Regions from separate parts of the Homo sapiens genome. Here region 2 is linked to region 1. A link is a contact called in ENCODE Hi-C or POLR2A ChIA-PET data. All regions are on one chromosome and are shown on one strand. The core of a region is the stretch at or near the end of the contact, and the rest is flanking DNA. Distances in the headings are between cores, read along the strand shown. Region 1 has its middle 15 kb from the start of SEMA3G. Region 2 holds the start of STAB1 (stabilin 1).

The links. A loop is a pair of places that touch in the nucleus more often than their neighbours do. ChIA-PET counts read pairs that join two places held with the same protein, here RNA polymerase II (POLR2A). Pooled maps may share reads with other maps.
Region 2: a map of endothelial cell of umbilical vein shows a loop between it and region 1 (8-fold over the local background). The contact joins the promoter of STAB1 here to the enhancer-like site in region 1. A Hi-C loop is called at or near these places in 2 of 168 maps with a recorded cell type or tissue (endothelial cell of hepatic sinusoid and endothelial cell of umbilical vein) and 3 of 50 pooled maps. POLR2A ChIA-PET finds 5 or more read pairs at or near these places in 3 of 52 experiments (AG04449, RWPE1 and WTC11).

Annotation. Positions count from the first base shown.
Region 1 is chr3:52,427,801-52,431,638 of GRCh38, forward strand. No RefSeq gene overlaps it. Among named protein-coding and RNA genes, the nearest start is that of SEMA3G, 15 kb to the right of the region's middle. RefSeq lists enhancers at 166-3,315, 894-993 and a silencer at 2,173-2,333. Within about 2 kb of position 2,198, at least 4 of the 41 ENCODE cell types and tissues checked have a DNase peak (open chromatin) inside an H3K27ac peak, as active enhancers do; they include endothelial cell of umbilical vein, where a contact is called at or near this core.
Region 2 is chr3:52,493,198-52,497,035 of GRCh38, forward strand. It overlaps STAB1 (stabilin 1), which reads left to right and starts at 2,141. Exons shown (of 69, transcript NM_015136.3): 1 at 2,141-2,294. The coding sequence starts at 2,217.

The DNA.
Region 1 (3,838 bases), core at 948-3,447:
TAAATGCCTGTTTCATGACAAACACATGTTTAAAATTTTTAATACCTATTTTCATAACTGATGTGTCTTATTAGAATTAATTACTGTTTCATAACTTAGGAGCTGGGACAAATCAGTTCACTTAGGGATAGTAGAAATAGATGTTAAATAAAACTTTCCCAAAGCACCTGCTCCCCTTCCTCTAATCATTACCTTTACGGGAACCGTAAACTAAGGCCAGAAACCTCAGATTTTCCTTCAGCTTCCCTCTCTGTTCAGCCAACCTCTTTGTTGTCAGTTCGACTGTTTTTCAAATGTTTGCCTTCCTCTCCTTCCCATTGTCAGTGCTCAGCTCAGACCTTGATGCCTCATAGGATGGGCAGCAAAAGTCTGCATGGTTTCCTGTGTCCACTTGCTTCTCTGACACATCCACCCTTTTCCCTTCTGCCAGTTACCATAAAACATGTGCTAACTCTTTGCTCAGGATGGCCCTGCTGAGATTGGCATTCAAGACCTTCTACAAACAGGGCCTTCCATAGCTGCATCTCCCAGGACATCCCACCCACAGGCCTTCTTCTCTGGCTGCCTCAGAACACTGGGCCCGGGCCTGGGGTGCTCAGCCTGGAGAGTCCTGGCATCCATCTTCAGCCTGTTAAACACAGCCTAAGGGCTACTTCTTCATCTCTAGGCACTCTTACTGTCTCTGTTTGTACCCCCTGTTATAGCCCATGTCATTCTCTGTCTGTCCTACAGTTATGGGTCTGTCTTTCCTGCTAGATCAGAAGCTCCAGGGACCTGTCTGTCTTATTAACCTTTCTTCCCCTCATGATGCCTGGCCCAGGACTCCACGTTCAGAGGCAGTTTAATGTCTACAGAACTGATGGATGCTCCATACCCTGTATTCATAAGCCTGTGTTTTGCTGCCAAACACCAGAGGGCACTGTTAGCATGTCGATGAAGATTATAAACCCTCAGACCTGGAAGGCTGGGAAAGGCTTATGAAAATCTTGCTTCTGTTTTGGGATTACATAAGACTTATTGCGCCTCAATTGTTCTAAACACATCTGTTCGAGTTTATTCATGAGGCACGTTCCTGTTGGGGTTAGAGATGAGTTTGAAAGCTCCCCGTCACAGGTCAAATCCTTAGACAAGACTGCCTTCATAGTCTCTCCAGACCCAAAGTGGCTCTCCTAACCCACCAAAAATATCTCCCAATTACTCATTGAGAGGCATCCAGATGCCCTCTCCTCCACCAAAAATGGCGACTGCCAGTCCCAAGGGGGAATGTGTGATATGGTTCTATTCCTTTTCTGCCCCACCCTCCTCCCACATGCACACATGCACAGGTACCTGTCCACACGAATGCACACTCACTGCCATCAGGACCTCTGGGTGGTGGCTCAAACGGTGGCTCAAAGGCTCTAGCCTCTATGGGCAGGGTGGGAGGATGCTATGAGAAGCAGCACCTCCACTGGCCCTGACCCCAGGGAGACAGCATCAGTTTCCCATGTGCTCCCAGTCACAGCATCATGGGGGCCCCCAGGTGTGAGAAGTCTCCCTAGTGACTAAGCCAGGGAGCTCCATTCCAAAGGAGCTGGCTATTTGCAAAGGTGTCATGGCTTGTACATTTTTCCAAAAAATGACAGAAAAACTGAAGAACTGATTTTTTTCCCAAAACAAAAAACCCTTGCCCTCACTTCTCCCTAGCAAACCTGCTCTAACCCTGGGATCCCTGAGCAACATGACAGCATGAGGTCCAGATGGAAGGGGTAAGCCCCAGGAGCCCCTTCCCCTTGTCTTTGGTGTAAACTGGCTTCTTGACCCTGCCCTGCACACACCCCTAATAAACAGGAAGGCATCCGCGCCATTAGTATCCATCCTTTTCAGAGCATCTGAGACCTGTCTGGACCATCAAAGCCATCCCCAGCCCCCAGGAGCCTACTGGAGGAGACACCAGCCTCGCCAAAACAATTCTCCATTGTGTTCTTCCCCTTAGAAATCATGGGTTTGTAAACAGGCCCTTACATTTCAGCAGGTCCTGCCCTGGCTTTGTGCTGGTGTGTTGTTTTTTCTTCCCTGAACAATGTCCTTTCCAGTAGGGCCAGCCGTTCACACCATTGTCTGAGACCCTTGGACTACAGGAAACATCACCAGATTCTTATCAGTTGGGGGCAGGAGTGGGGGGGTGAACAGATGAGATCATGTCCACAGAGCAAGTGGCTGGTGTGCCACGTCATTCCCCATGCCTTCATCTGTGAGAGCAGAGCCCGCTCGCCCTCCATCAATCTGGGCTTCATGTGTCCAGAGTCCAGTCCCCTCTATTTGGTGGTAGACACCTGGACTCTGTTCCAGGCCTCTGTTGAGTCACTTTGGAATCCTATCAGTCTGCAACTGTCCCTTTGCCCTGGTCATTCCTCACAGCAGTGAAACAGGCCCTTTTGGGTGGATTAGGGGGTACTCTGGTCATCATACTCTCCGGGGTAAAGAGGTCAAGACTGGTCAGCTGAGTCCTCCCATCAGCAGTGTCCCTGCGTGCAGGCTATTAGCTAGCTGCTGGAGGCCTGGCCCAAAGACAGCCCCATATCCCTTACACCGCCTCCCTGGAGACTTTGCAGCAGCCCTCATCCTCAGTGGAGAGTAATTTTTTTAAAGGCTTCATGAGGAACCAGGAGTTTCCTTAATGGAAGTCCAGCAAGGAAAGTGAAAGGCTTCATTAGGATGCAGTCTCTAAGGGAGAGGGGCCCAGTAGTGGTACCCCCAGCAAAGGTGGCCAGGGACTGGGCAGTGGGAACGGGCACAGGGCCACAGCTGCCTTGCCTCGTCTCCTGTACATCCGAGGGATGGCTGAGTACGGAAGGAGAGCCAGGGTGCGGCCCAACAATTCCCAGGCACCTTATCAGATTTTTATCTATTTATTTATTTATTGAGACAGAGTCTTGCTCTGTTGCCCAGGTTGGAGTACAGTGGCGTGATCTCAGCTCGCTGTAACCTCTACCTCCCGGGTTCAAATGATTCTCGTGCCTCAGTCTCCTGAGTAGCTGGGATTACAGGTGTGTGCCACCAGCTAATTTTTGTATTTTTAGTAGAGAAGGGGTTTCACCATGTTGGCCAGGCTGGTCTCGAACTCCTGACCTCAGGTGATCCACCTGCCTCGGCCTCTGAAAGTGATGGCATTGCAGGTGTGAGCCATCGTGCCTGGCAACCTTATCAGATATTGTGTCCAAACCTAGCCCTACCCACTGTCCCTCTTTCCGAGTTTAGAGTCTTAGAAGACCCTGGGAATTTGTTCCTGGTGTGTGTTGAACTTTATTCTTGTAGAACCCACTGCAATCCAAGACTTAGGTGAGGCTGGGATGGGACCTTAACTGGGATGGAAATTGGGCTATTTCTGAGCAACTACCCCCTAGCTCTAAGATGTGGTTGGCCAGAGGTGCCTCTGTTTGCTGGATTTCCAGAGGCATGTGAGCCAGTCTTCTGGGGCCCAACTGGCTGGAGCTGCAGCTGGACCCCCTGCCAGCCCACAAAGAGGACAGGCTGGCTGGAGGTACACCAGGTTCTTGGGGGCTGCTACCTGACCATTCCTCCAAGCAGGGGATTCTAGGGCTGTCTAGGACCTGACCCCAAGCTTAGCCAATGAAAGAAAAGCCCAGGAGTCATTTGAGAAAGTGGAAACTGCTGTTTTCCTCTCTTATTCTGACTCCTTCCTGCCCCTCACCTTCTTAGAAACGAGTCTGTTGGATGGAAGGACAGCCACAGACTAGGGGTGAATGCTAGCCCTCCACAGAGGACCATGACAGACACAGGAGGGGCCAGAAATAGGCTGGTTATGGGAGCACGAGAGCCGGGAACAGAGCACAGT
Region 2 (3,838 bases), core at 891-3,390, 65 kb after region 1:
CAGGAGCCAGATGCTTCTTGGAACATGGGAGGCATGACAGGGCCATGGCCTCTCTGGACAGTGCCATGCTGGGCTGTGGCTAAACCATGAGCGCAGGGCAAACAAGAAACTCCTCAGGGCACCCCTGACACACCAGCCGCTGCCCCTCTGCCTGGGTGCGGGGCATGCCACCCTCTTCAGGCTGTCCTGCAGGTCTTATGTGTCAGTCACCCCTGGGCCCAACCCCACCTGTTTCACAACCCCTGTTGAGAGTGGGGGAGGGGCGAGGAGGACAGAGAGATCCCAGAGTCTGAGGTGGCTGGTGGGGGCCGGGGCATCTCACCAAGGTGGCCCTTGAATGGCAGCAGGGGAGGTCTGTGGGGAGGTGGACCCAGGTGGTGGACAGTGGAGGGAGGGGCACATACCCATCTGTGTCTGTCTTCATGTCCCTGAAACATGAGGCTCATGGGCCCCTCCCTGAGGGTTGCTTCAGGGAGCCTGCTGAGGTAGGACCTGGGATTTTGGTAGCCAACCCCATGCCACACTCTTCCCCAACCCCATTCCTGCTGCCAGAGCAGGGCCTATGAGCCCCACATAACTCATCCTGGCCCAGCCAGGAGCCTCAGTCCCCAGGACCTTGGGGCAGCCAGGCCAGGCAGGGCTGTGGAGAGGTGGGTGGCGTGGCCAGCCTGGGTCCCAGGCCTGCTTCTGTTCCCCCGTTTCCCTTGGTGCCAGCAGAGTGGGGGTCCTGCCTGGAGGACCCTTCACCCCCAGGAAGACTGTGGGTGTGGGGAATGTGGGGAGGGTTTCCCCTTGCAACCCCCATCCCAGCCAGATCTCAGGCCTGCCTGAAGGCCCCTCCAAACTGATGGGAGTGGAGGTGTGCTGGGGAGGAGAAACTTTCCCCAACCTGGCCTTTACCAAAGCATTTACAGATGGCCACCGGGCTCTGGCCCACTCCTGTCTCCCCAACTGTTACGCCGTCTGCAGTTGGGGGTAGTGACAACTGGAGGCAAGGCCCACCACGTGCAGCCCTGGCACGCAGAGGCCCTCAGCCTGGGCCCACTGCACCTCTTGGGGGTGCTGGCTGTGCAGGCAGTGGTGGCTTCAGACAGTAGCCCTGGGATTGGATATGAAAACTGATTACCTCAGACAAGCTACCCAGCCCCTCTGAGCCTCAGTTTCCCCACCAGTAACAGAGGGATCATAAAAGTAGCCACCTCCATTCATTTATTCCTTCTGCACACGTGTATTGAGCATCCACTGTGCGAATCAGCCAGACAGCGCCCCTACTCTTCCACAGCCAATGTTCCAGGGGAGACAAATGAAACAAGCCAATGTCAGCTGGTGGCTGGTGCTGCCAGGTGAACCAGGTGCAGGGCCACCTGCAGGCTGAGACCAGGGAGGCGCTCTGAAGTGGTGGCCCTTGACCTGAGACCACCTGTGAGAAGGAGCCAGAGTGTGACAATCTAGGGTAGCAGCACATGCCGGGAGAGCTCACTGAAGGAGCAGAGAGGCCTGCGCGGCTGGAGCAGACCTGTCTGGGGAGAGTTCAGAGAGACCAGCCAGCTGGAGAGGGGTTTGGAGGTGCTGCAGCAAGCTGGCTGAGCATGGGCTGCTGAGTGGAGGGCAGATAGGGAGGCAGGGAGGGTGGATGGGGGTTGGCGGGCAGGACCAGCGGCTCAGGAGTGGCTGGGGCTAGTGAGGGGATGTGGGTCTGGTGGGCTAGCAGGGTGCCTGTAGCGAGTCAGAGCCCCATGAGCGCCCTGGAGTTGGAAAGGTGGAGGCAGGAACAGACAGACCCATTCAGGGGCTGCCCTGCCTTCCGCCGACCAGCACCCCAGGAGCCTCTGAATGAAACACACTGGGCTCGCAGGCGGGGGACTCGTTCACGTGTGCCTTTGGATTTGCTTCAGAACCTCTGATAGAGCCCAGGTCCCGGGGCTCATGGTGGCCTGGACTTCCAGGTTGTGATGCCAGGAGGGTCCCAGCCGGGAAGCCCCGAGCAGGGCTCAGGCCGCCCATGGGGGGTCAGTGGCCAGCACCTTCCCTTCCGCCTGCAGGCTGCTGATATGCAGGAGGAAATCCTGGCGGGTTCCTGTGGGGGTGAGCTGGCGGGGCCTCCGGGCTGCTTTTAAGGCCACTGCCCGCCCCGTCCCGCCTGCCTGTGCTGTGCCTGCCTCCTAGAGCTCATTCCCTACGCCCCGACTCTGTCCTGGACAGCGTGCCCACCAGCCATGGCGGGGCCCCGGGGCCTCCTCCCACTCTGCCTCCTGGCCTTCTGCCTGGCAGGCTTCAGCTTCGTCAGGGGGCAGGTAAGTGTGAGCCAGTCGCAGGGGCACACGGCGTCTGGGCCCTGCCGGCCAGCGGTGGGAACAGGGAGGGACTGACATGGAGGGGCAGGGGCCTGGGGAGAAACCGCAGCTGGCGCCTGTCTGGCCTCTTAGCAGGCCTGGGGGCTGGCTATTGTGCCCACCTCCCCAGTCTGAGGTCTGCGTCCAGCCACCCAGGGTTCAGGGGTGTGTCAGCCCACCCTCCTCTGACTATGCGGGGCCGGGGCTCCCCAGCGTGCAGCTGAAGTGTACAGAGGCAGGCCTGTCCTGCCCTTCTGGCCCAGACGGAGGCCCAGGTCTTATGTGGCCCTCACCTGGGGGTTGAAGATGTGATCACCTCCAACCCCCGAGGACTACAGATTCACGTGGGGCAAGTGTGTGCACATGTGTGTGCCTGTGTCCAGCCCCAAGAGTACCGGGAAGCAGAATGAGTCACTCACCCTTAGTGTCCGGGGTTATGAGCAGCTGGCAAGGACACACTTCAGCCTCAGAGCTGCCACAGAGCAGCCACAGCCCCGGGCAGGTCCCCTTGAATCCTCACAGCCTCGGGGCAACTCCTCCTGTCCTCCTCGTGAGGAACCCGAAGCCCTAGGATGATGGGGACAGGCCATTCCCACTCTAAAGCCATGCTCCAAACCCCTGCCTGTGATGGCCATCCGTGTGTGCTGGCGAGCAGACAGGGTCCTGGTATGCAGCCACAGCCAGCCCCTCGGTCAGGTCCCTGTGACAGGCTCCTGGCTGCAGGTCTGCTCAGGCCCCATGGTAGGGGCCTCTGGGAGCTTCTGGAAGAGCCTCCCACCCTGGTGATGGGGGTAGTCTCTCTCCTGTGAGGCTGAGCGTGTCTGCCTCCTGGAGCAGCAACCACTATCCCCATGGCACAGATGGCCAGACTAAAGTCCAGAGCGGGGAGGACTTGCCCAGGATCCCACAGGCAGTCCAGCCAGGGGCCTAGGCCCCCTGCCACCATCAGGCGCTTTCTCTTGGATGCCTGTGGTCCCTCAGAGAGGCAGCAGGGAGAAGGGCCTCACCAGCTTCAGGACCAGGCCAGGGCTGGGGACAGGAAGATATGAGGCTGAGAAGGCGACAGTGATGGGGGAAGAGCCAAGGGTTCCAGGGCTGTGCTGAGAGCCCTGCAGGTAAGCTCCTGCCCTCCCCTTAACTCAGTTTCCCCCTGTGTACCATGCAAGGGAATTTCAAAGGCCTCCGCCACCTCCTCATGCTCTGGGCAGTGAGGACAGAGGTCAGTGAGGGGCCTCAGATTCGAGTTTTTTCCTTGTCAGAGACCTATGGCTCTGACCACTCCTTGTGGATGGGGCTGCAGCAGTGCTGGCCACTCTAACACAGCTACGTGGCCTCTATCCCAGCACCCTGCATAGCCGAGAGCCACTGTAAGTGCAGTTGGCCCTCTGTATCTGTGCACCCTGTACTTGGGTTCAACCAACCCTGGATTGAAAATATTCAGGAAATAAAATGGCATCTCTACTGAACATGTTCAGACTTTTTTTCTTTTGAGGTGGAGTCTCGCT